Linked DNA regions of Homo sapiens: region 2 is linked to region 1. Evidence: chromatin loops called from intact Hi-C (ENCODE). Cell type or tissue: ovary. All regions are shown on one strand. Links, peaks and the distances in the headings refer to the core of each region. The heading gives the core; the rest is flanking DNA.

Evidence for each region. A loop is a pair of places that touch in the nucleus more often than their neighbours do. Peaks named below come from ENCODE experiments on the same cell type or tissue, not always from the same donor. Only the 100,000 strongest peaks of a DNase experiment are listed, where the experiment ranks them.
Region 2: a loop joins it to region 1, with 2.2 times the contacts of the local background. A loop is called at or near these places in 5 of 110 quality-filtered maps.

The regions. Positions count from the first base shown.
Region 1 is chr19:6,046,126-6,051,496 of GRCh38, reverse strand. It overlaps RFX2 (regulatory factor X2), which reads left to right. Exons shown (of 18, transcript NM_000635.4): 2 at 3,993-4,090. The coding sequence starts at 4,001. Among named protein-coding and RNA genes, the nearest start is that of RFX2-AS1, 14 kb to the left of the region's middle. RefSeq lists a silencer at 2,472-2,591. In ovary, for the core only: CTCF peaks have their summits at 2,464 (motif pointing left) and 3,408; a DNase peak (open chromatin) is centred at 2,526.
Region 2 is chr19:6,196,563-6,201,933 of GRCh38, reverse strand. It overlaps LOC105372255 (a long non-coding RNA gene), which reads left to right and starts at 2,410. Exons shown (of 4, transcript NR_187772.1): 1 at 2,410-2,458. RefSeq lists a silencer at 2,164-2,493 and enhancers at 2,007-2,609, 2,610-3,213. In ovary, for the core only: a CTCF peak has its summit at 2,402; a DNase peak (open chromatin) is centred at 2,163; H3K4me3 peaks cover 943 bases.

The DNA.
Region 1 (5,371 bases), core at 277-5,276:
TTCAGAGGTTACAATGTGCATTGTTAATTTATCACAATTTATAGAGTTAACATGTTACTACTTTAGGTAAAATAAAAGAACCTTGAATGTATAACTTAATTTGTCCCCATCCTCTGTGTTACAACTGTCATGGAGAACATCTACATATGATATAAACCCCACAATGGAGTGTTATAAAGTTTTTGTTAAATAGTTTTATGTATTTAAAATAAATTAAGAGAAGAAAAGGAAAAATATAAAATATATAAAAATACGGTTTTTTATAATTACCTGCGTATTTATCATTTTAAGTGATATTTACTCCTAATAGATCCAAATTTACCATCTGGTATTAATTCCTTTCATTCTGAAGAACTTCCATTAGCATTTCTCATGGTAGGCAGAAAATTTTATCAGGTTTTGTTTATGCAAAAAATGTCTTTATTCCACCTTCAGTTTTTAAGAATAGTTTTGCTGGAGATAGAATTCTGGGCTGATAGGGTTTTCCCCCCCAGCATATTAAAAATGTCACTCCATTGTCTTCTGGTTGCCATTGTTATTGATGAGAAGCCAGTCATCATCTGTGCCCTTGTTCTCCGAATATAATATGTAGTTTTTCTCTGACTGCTTCTTTTAACAGTTTAACCATGACATACCTATCTTGGCTTTCTTTGTATTCTTTTTAGGGTTTGTTGAGATTTTTGGACCTCTAAGTTGATATCCATCACCCAATGTAGAGGTGTTTGGCCATTTTTCAATATTTTTTTCTCTTACATTCTCTTTTTCTCTTCTGGGACTCTCGTTACATATATATTAGACAGTTTGTTCTATTCATGTTTCTTCATATATTTTCTCTTCATTCTTCAGATTGGGTAAATGCTTTTTATCTATTGTTAAGTTCACTAACTCTTTCCATTATCTTTAACCAGCTGTTGAGTGCATCCAGTTAAGTTTTTGTTTCAGTTATTGCTCTAGAATTTCTATTTGGTTCTCCTTTTATACTTTGTTTCTTGATTGAGATTCCCATATGTTCATTCATTATGTATATAACTTCCTTTAAGTTCTTGAAGTTATTTTTAGTAGCTGCTTTAGTCCTTGAATGCTATCTGTATCATCTGGGTTATCTTGCGTTTGGTTATAATTAACTGCTTTTCTTTTTTCTTTTTATTTGTTACTCTTTCTTTTGAGTGTATGTTACACTTTCCTGTTTCTTTTCATAGCTCATGGTTTTTACTGGGTCCTGGACATCATTAATGATGTATTGTAGAATCTGTAGGTTCATCTGAGTTCCCCTGAAGGCAAGTGACTTGGCTAGATTCAAACTCTCCCTCCTGCAACAGGCAGCAGCTGAAATCTTCACTTAATTTTTTTATCTTTGCACTGCTGGTTTTTCCCCAAGACCCCTGGTATCTCCCCCACACCTTTGTGGTGTAGTTGCTTAGCCAAAGATTCAGGTGTATTTTGTAGGAAGATTTGAGGGCTCACCCCTTCTGTGGCTCTCTCTCTTCCAGAATCTCCACACCCCAGCATTCAGAACTCTGTCCTCTGACCCTTCAGGATAACGAGGCTGATGCTTTCTGGCACCCAAGCATTTGTGGACTGGGGCATGCCCACAGGCAAAAAGCCACAGACTCATTGGTCTGACCTATAAGACAACACATGGTAAATAGTGTGTTAAATTAGGGGAACAGGCTGGGCACGGTGGCTTATGCCTGTAATCCCAGCACTTTGGGAGGCTGAGGCAGGCAGATCACATGAGGCCAGGAGTTTGAGACCAGCCTGACCAACATGGTGAAGCCCCGTTTCTATAAAAATACAAAAATTAGCCAGGCATGATGGTGGGTGCCTGTAATCTCGTCTATTCAGGGGACTGAGGTGGGAGAATCACTTGAACCCAGGAGGCAGAGCCAAGATCATGCCATTGCACTCCAGCCTGGGTGACAGAGCAAGACTTCGTCTCAAAAAACAATAATAATAATTAATAAAAATAAATTAGGGGAACACATTCATGTGTAAATGCCTGTGATGTGGAACAACTTGCTTTCTGGAAGGTGCATTCTGGCCATGGTGGACAGACCACGGTCTCGCCATTTATCCCCAACACTCTCATGGCCTCTTCTTACTTAAATAAGGTCTGGAGTTTGGAGCAAAATTATTTCCACCTGCGGAACAAGGAACTGGTCTTAGTCAAGTCAGCATTCTGACTTTATCACTGGTGGACTCCTTTCACAAAGAGTTCTAGTCAAATTATCTCCTAGTATCACTGATGCTACCCGCTTGGCTTCAGACGGGAACAGCATGGTGGATGGTGTGCAAATGACTGATTTAAACATTTAAAGGAAACTGTAAATACAAGCAGCTTGTAACAGAAAAATTCCAAAGGTCAGTTCTGTCAAAGACAGAGAGTGAGTTGAGGACTCAGGAAATACACTATGGGAAATTTACAATCTTTTGAAAGAGTAGAAGGTAGGAGGTGCGGGCTGTGTAAGGTTTAGTTAACGCCCCAGCCAATCACCGTGTGGCTCTGGGGCCATCTAGTGGTGAGAAGTGAGTCAGGCTCACACAGAACAGAAAAATCCCCAGGCACTGGCCGTGGGGCTCTGGGTGGCATCGAAGGCGTTTGGGAGGGGACGGGGGCGGGGGCCGGGGAGCGGTGGTGGTCGGGGAATAGTCCCCAACAATACAGATGGGATTAATCCAGCACACTCGAATTCAAACACACATATCCCTTTCTGCTTTCCTTAGGTAAATTAATTTATTGTAAGTTTGACTTTTCATTTTTAAAAAGCTTAAAATTTTTTTCACTCATTATAAGAGATAAAACCTCTGGGGGTGATAGAGAAACGTAAAAGTTCTAGCAAATGTCTATTGTGTTCTGACGATGTCGTGGGCACCGCGATGTATGTCTGAGGTTCAGTCCTCACCACCCCCAGCAGGCAGGAGCCATGGAGACCCCACACTGGGAGGGTGACATGCTCAAAGCTGGTGCCAGGACGGGGGACTGGTGTGCCTGATCACAAAGCCACCTCCCTACCTAAGTGTGTGTACTTAACTATGTCTCAAATGCTCAACATAGCCGATTGTTTATTTAAAAGTGAAGACTGTTCGACTTTTAGCATTTTCATGGAACAAATTTGTATCATCTGCCACGATATTAAATGAGTGGTTTTATATAGAATTGTAAAACTACCTATTTGAAAGATGTATGCCTCTGACAGCAAAGAAATATATGTTTATACTTTCTTGTGGGCAAAGATGGCTTTGAACAGAAGGCAGTTTTTACTTACTGCCAAAATTCGTGAGGACTTTTATCCAGCCCAGGATAAAATGTACTGTTTCTTTGCTCCCTCTGCAGGTCACCTTTTCTCTCCCTAGCCAGTGGTTCTCACACTGCCCTCCAGGGGTCACTTGGCAATATCTGAACACATTTGTGATTGCCACAGCTTGGGGAGGGGGCGCTCCTGGCATGGAATGGGTGGAGGCCAGGGGTGCTGCTCAGCACCCTGCCGTGCCCAGAATGGGCCTCCAACAGCAAAGAAGTATCCAGCTCAAATGTCAACGGTGCCACAGTGGGGAAACCCAGCCTTAGAGTTTCTCCCGTTGTCGTTTGGGGTGCAGTAGCTTCCCAAATGGCAGTCACCCACCCAGAGCTTTTGATTTCTGGGTAAATGAGGAAACAATTGAGCCCTTCAAAATAGTTCAACCTGCTCAGACTTGGGCACAGAGCCAGTGTCCCGGCCTTCTGTTGAGGAATTCCTGCCATTGTGCGCTGACAGAGCCCTTTTTGGGTTTTATATTTGGAAAACTTTCTCTGGCCCCTCTCTCCTTCTGTGGGACAGTTGTGCAGCCTGTTTCCGCAGCTCCTCACTTAGGCAGTACCACCAGGGTCTCTGCCTTTCGACTTTGAAGAATGTAGCTGGTTACTCCTTCCCTCCCTTGAACTTGTTAGTTGCCTCTTCGGATTTCAGTGCTTGCAGCCCTTGCCCACCCAATCTCTCTCCGCCTTTCTTTAGACCTGAGCATGCAGAATTCCGAGGGTGGAGCGGATTCGCCAGCGTCCGTGGCTCTGCGTCCCTCGGCGGCAGCCCCGCCTGTGCCAGCCTCCCCGCAGGTAACGCGCGCCTCTCAGCAACAACAGGGTGGCCACAGTGTGGACGCGATCTCTATGGGTTTGAAAGCTGCTCAGATCTGCAAAGAGAGGAATCTGTATTTTTCTGAATGGACTTCTCAGTCCCAGTGCTGCTGCTGTTGAAATAGGCACAATTTCCTTAACTGTATTTGGCTTTTTCAATATTTGTTAAAAAGATCCCATCAAGGAAACAATGACATGAATGGAAAAGAAACCACTCTCCCAAATCTGACTTGATCTCTTCTTAGCTTTCAGTGGAGGTTTTCTTGTACTTGGAAATGACCCTTTTACACAGAAATGCTTTATTAAGAATTAAGAAGTAAGGCCGGGTGCAGTGGCTCACACAGGTAATCCCAGCACTTTGGGAGACTGAGACTGGCAGATTACTTGAGGCCAGGAGTTTGAGACCAACCTAGGCAACATAGCCAGACCCTTTCTCTAAAAAAAAAAAAAAAAAATTAGCCAAGCGTGGTGGGCTGCACCTGTAGTCCCAGTTCCTTAGGAGGCTGAGATGGGAGGATCACCTGAGCCTGGGAGGTTGAGGCTGCAGTAAGCCATGATTGTGACACTACACTCCAGCCTGGGTGACAGAGACCTTGTCTTTAAGAAATAAAAAATAAAAAATTTAGCCAGGCATAGTGGTGCACGTCCTGTGGTCCCAGCTACTCAGGAGGCTATGGTGGAAGGATTGCTTGAGCCCAGTGGTTTGAGGCTGCAGTGAGCTGTAATCATACCACTGCTCTCCAACCTAAGTGACAAAAAAAAAAAAAAAAAAAAAAAAAAGGCAAAAAGGCAAAAGATGAGTTAGAATTTTTTTTTTTTTTTGGGGGGGGACGGAGTCTCGCTCTGTCGCCCAGGCTGGAGTGCAGTGGCACGATCTCCCAGGTTCAAGTGATTCTCCTGTCTTAGCCTCCCGAGTAGCTGGGATTACAGGCGTGTACTACCACGCCCGGCTAATTTTTGTATTTTTAGTAGAGACGAGGTTTCACCATGTTGGCCAGGCTGGTCTCGAACTCCTGACCTCAGGTGATCTGCCCGCCTCAGCCTCCCAAAGTGCTGGGATTACAGGCGTGAGCCACCACGCCCAGCCTAGATGAGTTAGAATTCTTAAGATTTTGTTCAAAATAGAATCTAGCACCTGAATGAACATATTCTTTAAAATTCGCAGAGAGAGAATTTTCACATTCAGGCTTTCTCTGCTCCTGGATTTCTACCGTGGAATGAAATAAGCCATAAAGAAGACAGAAATACAAAGCGAATGGC
Region 2 (5,371 bases), core at 166-5,165, 150 kb before region 1:
CACCTCCCAGTAGCTGGGATTACAGGTGTGCCACCATGCCTGGCTAATTTTTTTTGTATGTTTAATAGAGACAGGGTTTCACCATGTTGCCCAGGTTGGTCTCAAACTCCTGACCTCAAGTGATCCACCCATCTCAACCTCCCAAAGTGCTGGGATTACAGGCGTGAGCCACCGTGCCTGGCCCTGGGCAGACAACTTTTAAAGGGGCTGTCACAGAGAGGGGGAAGAGGGCAGGTTCGGGGAACCAGGGTAGCAAGGAAAGACCTCGCTGAGGAAATGCCACTGGAGAAGAGACACAGTAAAAACCATAATAATGGCCAGGCACAGTGGCTCATGCCTGTAATCTCAGCACTTTGGGAGGCCGAGGTGGGTGAATCACGAGGTCAGGAGTTTGAGACCAGCCTGGCCAACATGGTGAAACCCCCGTCTTTACTAAAAATACAAAAAATTAGCTGGATGTGGTGGCAGGCACCTGTAACCCCAGCTACTCAGGAGACTGAGGCAGGAGAATTGCTTGAACCCGGGAGGCGGAGGTTGCAGTGAGCCAAGATCGCACCACTGCACTCCAGCCCTGGCGACAGTGAGAGACTGTCTCAAAAACAAAAACAAAAACAAAAAAGAGGCCAGGCGCGGTGGCTTATGCCTGTAATCCCAGCACTTTGGGAGGCCGAGGCCGGTGGATCACGAGGTCAGGAGATGGAGACCATCTTGGCTAACACGGTGAAACCCCGTCTCTACTAAAAATACAAAAAATTAGCCAGGTGTGGTGGCGGGCGCCTGTAGTCCCAGCTACTGGGGAGGCTGAGGCAGGAGAATGGCGTGAACCCGGGAGGCGGAGCTTGCAGTGAGCCAAGATTGGGCCACTGCACTCCAGCCTGAGTGACAGAGCAAGACTCCGTCTCAAACAAACAAAACCATAAAAATAATAAATAGTGAATGCTGGTGCAATGCTTTGTGTGTGCCAGAGCTATTCGATGTGTGTAAACTCACTGAATCCATGCAGCAAAGCTGTGAGCTAGCTGCTGTTATATTTTATATATTTACATAAAAATGCTGATATAAAAGAAAATATTTTATATTAAATTTAACATAAAAGGGCCGGGCACGGTGGCTCACACCTGTAATCCCAGCACTTTGGGAGGCCAAGGAGGGCGGATCACAAGGTCAGGAGATCGAGACCATCCTGGCTGACACGGTGAACCCTGTCTCTACCAAAAATACAAAAAATTAGCCGGGCGTGGTGGTGGGCGCCTGTAGTCCCAGCTACTCAGGAGGCTGAGGCAGGAGAATGGCGTGAACCCGGGAGGCAGAGCTTGCAGTGAGCTGAGATCGCGCCACTGCACTCCAGCCTGGGCAACAGAGCAAGACTCCGTCTCAAAAATAAATAAATAAATAAATAAAAGTGTAGCACGCATAAAATTTATCCATAAACAGACGTTTTATATACTGTACATTTATAAAAACTATACTTTAAATGTATATATAATAATACATATTTTTATATGTTTACTTTTTTATTTTTTTAACTTTATTTTTACCGGAGGATCCAGTTTACTATGGGTATTGGAATGACTTTTCTTTTTTTTTTTTTTTTTGAGACAGTCTTGCTCTGCTGTTGCCCAGGCTGGAGTGCAGTGGCACCATCTGGGCTCACTGCCTCTGCCTCCCGGGTTGGAGTGATTCTCCTGCCTCCAGCCTCCCAAGTAGCTGGGATTACAGGCATGCACCACCATGCCTGGCTAATTTTTGTATTTTTCGTAAAGACAGGGTTTCACCATGTTGGCCAGGCTGGTCTCGAACTCCTGACCTCAAGTGATCTGCCTGCCTCGGACACCCAAAGTGCTAGGATTAAGGCGTGAGCCACCGCGCCTGGCCTTTATATATATATATATATTTATATGTAAAGTTTTCATATAGGGAAACAGAGGCACAAAGGCACAAAGTTTTCGTGCAAGAAAACGTAGCTAATGGCTGCTCTGGGATCTGAACCAGGGCCCCTAAGTCTGCAGCTTTTCATTTCTGGCTCTCAGGCAGCCTCAGGGAATCCGTTAAAACAAACATGCGAGTCAGACAAGTGGCAGTCACAGGAGAGTAACACTGCGCAGGCGCAGAAGGGATGTAGTGGCGCGCAGGCGTAGGAGGCGGGGGGAGATGGGGGAGGAAGGCCCTGCAGCGGCGCGCAGGCGCAGAAGCAAGTGGGCCGGAGCGGCGCGCAGGCTTACCGGGGGAAGAAAGGCGCGCAGGCGCAGGACGCGGGGAGGGGCGGGGGAAGAAAGGCCCTGGAGCGCTGCGCTGGCGCAGGAGGTGAAATAAGTGGCGCGCAGGCGCAAGAGGGTGGGTGCAGAAGAGGCGCGCAGGCGCAGGAGGGGCGGGAGGGGCGCGCAGGCGCGGACCGCCTGGCGGTACTTTGAAGAAAGACTTCTCGACGCCGAGACACTGCTGGTGGTACTCGATGTAGGTGAGCAGGTGGCAGCTGTTGGAGCCGGGCGCGATGTTGTTGGCGTACTTGATGGCCGTGCTCGCGACCATGTCGTGCACAGTGAGGAGTGTCTTGTTGCTAACTTAGTCCTTGCTGAGCCGCAGTCGCGCCTCCCCGTCGCGCTCCGTGGTCCGAGTAGCTCAGCCTGCGGACAGGCGGGTCAGCGGCGGCCGGAGACCCCCAGATGGACCTAGAGAGAGGCGAGCAGGTGGCGTGTCAGGGGCAAAACCAGGGAGAGATGGGAGCACAGGCAGGAGCGTGGCACTGAGAGATGGCAGACGGAGGAGGCGTGGTGTATGAAGTGGATTGCCAAGGGAGAAAGATGACCAGCGAGGCACAGAAGGGGATGCAGGGACAGGTGGACAGTGAGACGCACTGACCCAGAGAGGAGTTCAGCAGGAAACCCACCAGCAAGCAGACAGGTCAGCTGTAGGCCCACTGTCCCTGCCGGGCGCCGTCTCCTCCCCAGGGACCAGACACTTCTTTTTTTTTTTTTTTTTCTTTTTTGAGATGGAGTTTCACTCTTGTTTCTCAGGCTGGAGTGCAATGGCATGATCTCAGCTCACTGCGAACTCTGCCTCCTGGGTTTAAGCGATTCTTCTGCCTCAGCCTCCCAAGTACCTGGGATTACAGGCATGCGCCCCCACACCCAGCTAATTTTGTATTTTTAGTAGAGACGGGGTTTCAACATGTTGGTCAGGCTGGTCTCGAACTCCTGACCTCAGGTGATCCACCCACCTCGGCCTCCCAAAGTGCTGGGATTACAGGCATGAGCCACCACGCCCGGCGGGACCAGACACTTCTGACAACTGCTAACCACCTGCACCCCCAAACCCCCATACACCCAGCCGGGCACCCTATGGTGGTGCTCTCCATGCCCGCATCCCATCAGGCAACTTCTGAAGAGATAGATTGAACCCTAAAGGATCCCAACACTGGCTGAACGGCCTTGGCCAGCCCTGAAGCGCTAGATCCCCACTCTCAAACTGGCTTCTCTGGGAACACCACTACCCTCACCCAGGAGCCAAGGAGCCCCAAACTCTGTTTTTCTTTCCTGGGTGTTGAGTGCCTTTCTGTCGTGGACTCTGAATCTGTCCGAGGACATGGTCTTCAAAGTATCTTTGTTTTCCTTGTCACTGTCTGGGGGCATCTAGTTTGCTGGGCTTGGGCAGACAGATCTTCAAACGAAATTACAGTGGGCAGCAGGGGTGGGAGGGTCCAGCAGGGAGGCACAGGATTCCCACCGAGTTATGGGGGTGGCCAGGGAAGGCTTCTCTGAACAATGGGTAGACACTGACCAGGCAAAGGAGGGAGGGAGAAGCATCTTAAAAGAGGTAACAGGCAGCCAGACGTGGGGTCATGCCTGTAATCCCAGCACTTTGGGAGGCCGAGGTGGGCGGATCACGAGGTCAGGAGTTTGAGACCAGCTTGTCCAATATGGTGAAACCGTCTCTACTAAAAAATGCAAAAATTAGCCGGGCGTGGTGGCGCGCACTTGGAGTCCCAGCTACTCTGGAGGCTGAAGCAGGAGAATTGCTTGAACCCAGGAGGCGGAGGTTGCAGTGAGCCGAGATCGCGGCACTGTACTCCAGCCTGGGTGACATAGTGAGACTCCATCTCAAAAAAAAAAAAAAAAAAAGAGAGATAACAGGCTGGGTGCGGTGGCTCATGCCTGTAATCTCAGCACTTTGGGAGGCCAAGGTGGGCGGATCACTTGAGGCCTGGCCAACGTGGTGAAACCCCATCTCTACTAAAAATACAAAAATTAGCCAGGCATCGTGTCGGGCACCTGTAATCCCAGCTACTCGGGAGGCTGAGGCAGGAGAATCATTTCAGCCTGGGAGGTGGAGGTTGCAGTGAACAGAGATCGCACCTCTGTACTCCAGCCTGGGGAACAGAGGGAGACTCTGTCTCCAAAAAAAAAAAAAAAAAAAAAAAAAAAAAAAGGGGGGGGTTGGGGGCTGGAGTGAAGAGAAGGAGGAGCATAGAAGGAAATGAACCTACCACACACATTCCCCACCTGGTGTGCAGCCTAGTTCATCCCCAGGAGGAGCTGAGGTATGTGGGCTCCCAGTCCCTCCCTCCCATCCACAACATATTTTCATGCCCCTGTCATTGGGAAGGCAGTGCCCACTCTGGGCTCTACCTTCTTTTTTTTTTTTTTTTTTTTTTTTTTTTTGAGACAGAGTCTCGCTCTGTCGCCTAGGCTGGAGTACAGTGGCGTGATCTCGGCTCACTGCAAGCTCCGCCTCCCGGGTTCACTCCATTCTCCTGCCTCAGCCTCCCGAGTAGCTGGGACTACAGGCGCCCGCCACCATGCCCGGCTAATTTTTTGTATTTTTAGTAGAGATGGGGTTTCACTGTGTTAGCCAGGATGGTGTCAACCTCCTGACCTCGTGATCCACCCGCCTCAGCCTCCCAAAGTGCTGGGATTACAGGCATGAGCCACCATGCCCGGCCTCTGGACTCTACCTTTTTTTTTTTTGAGACAGAGTCTAGCTCTGTCGCCCAGGCTGGAGTGCAGTGGCGCAATCTTGGCTCACTGCAAGCTCCGCCTCCCGGGTTCACACCATTCTCCTGCCTCAGCCTCCCAAGTAGCTGGGACTACAAGCGCCCGCCACCATGCCCGGCTAATTTTTTGTATTTTTAGTAGAGACAGGGTTTCACCGTGTTAGCCAGGATGGTCTCAACCTCCTGACCTCGTGATCCACCCACCTCAGCCTCCTAAAGTGCTGGGATTAAAGGCATGAGCCACCATGCCCGGCCTCTGGACTCTACCTTTTTATCAGCTTGATCACTCCCCCCGTTCTAGCCACAGGGGGACAGTGGTCCCTAGACCAGACATCCAGAATGTTCCTGTCCATGGCCAGCCTGGTGCCATCACTGTGTATC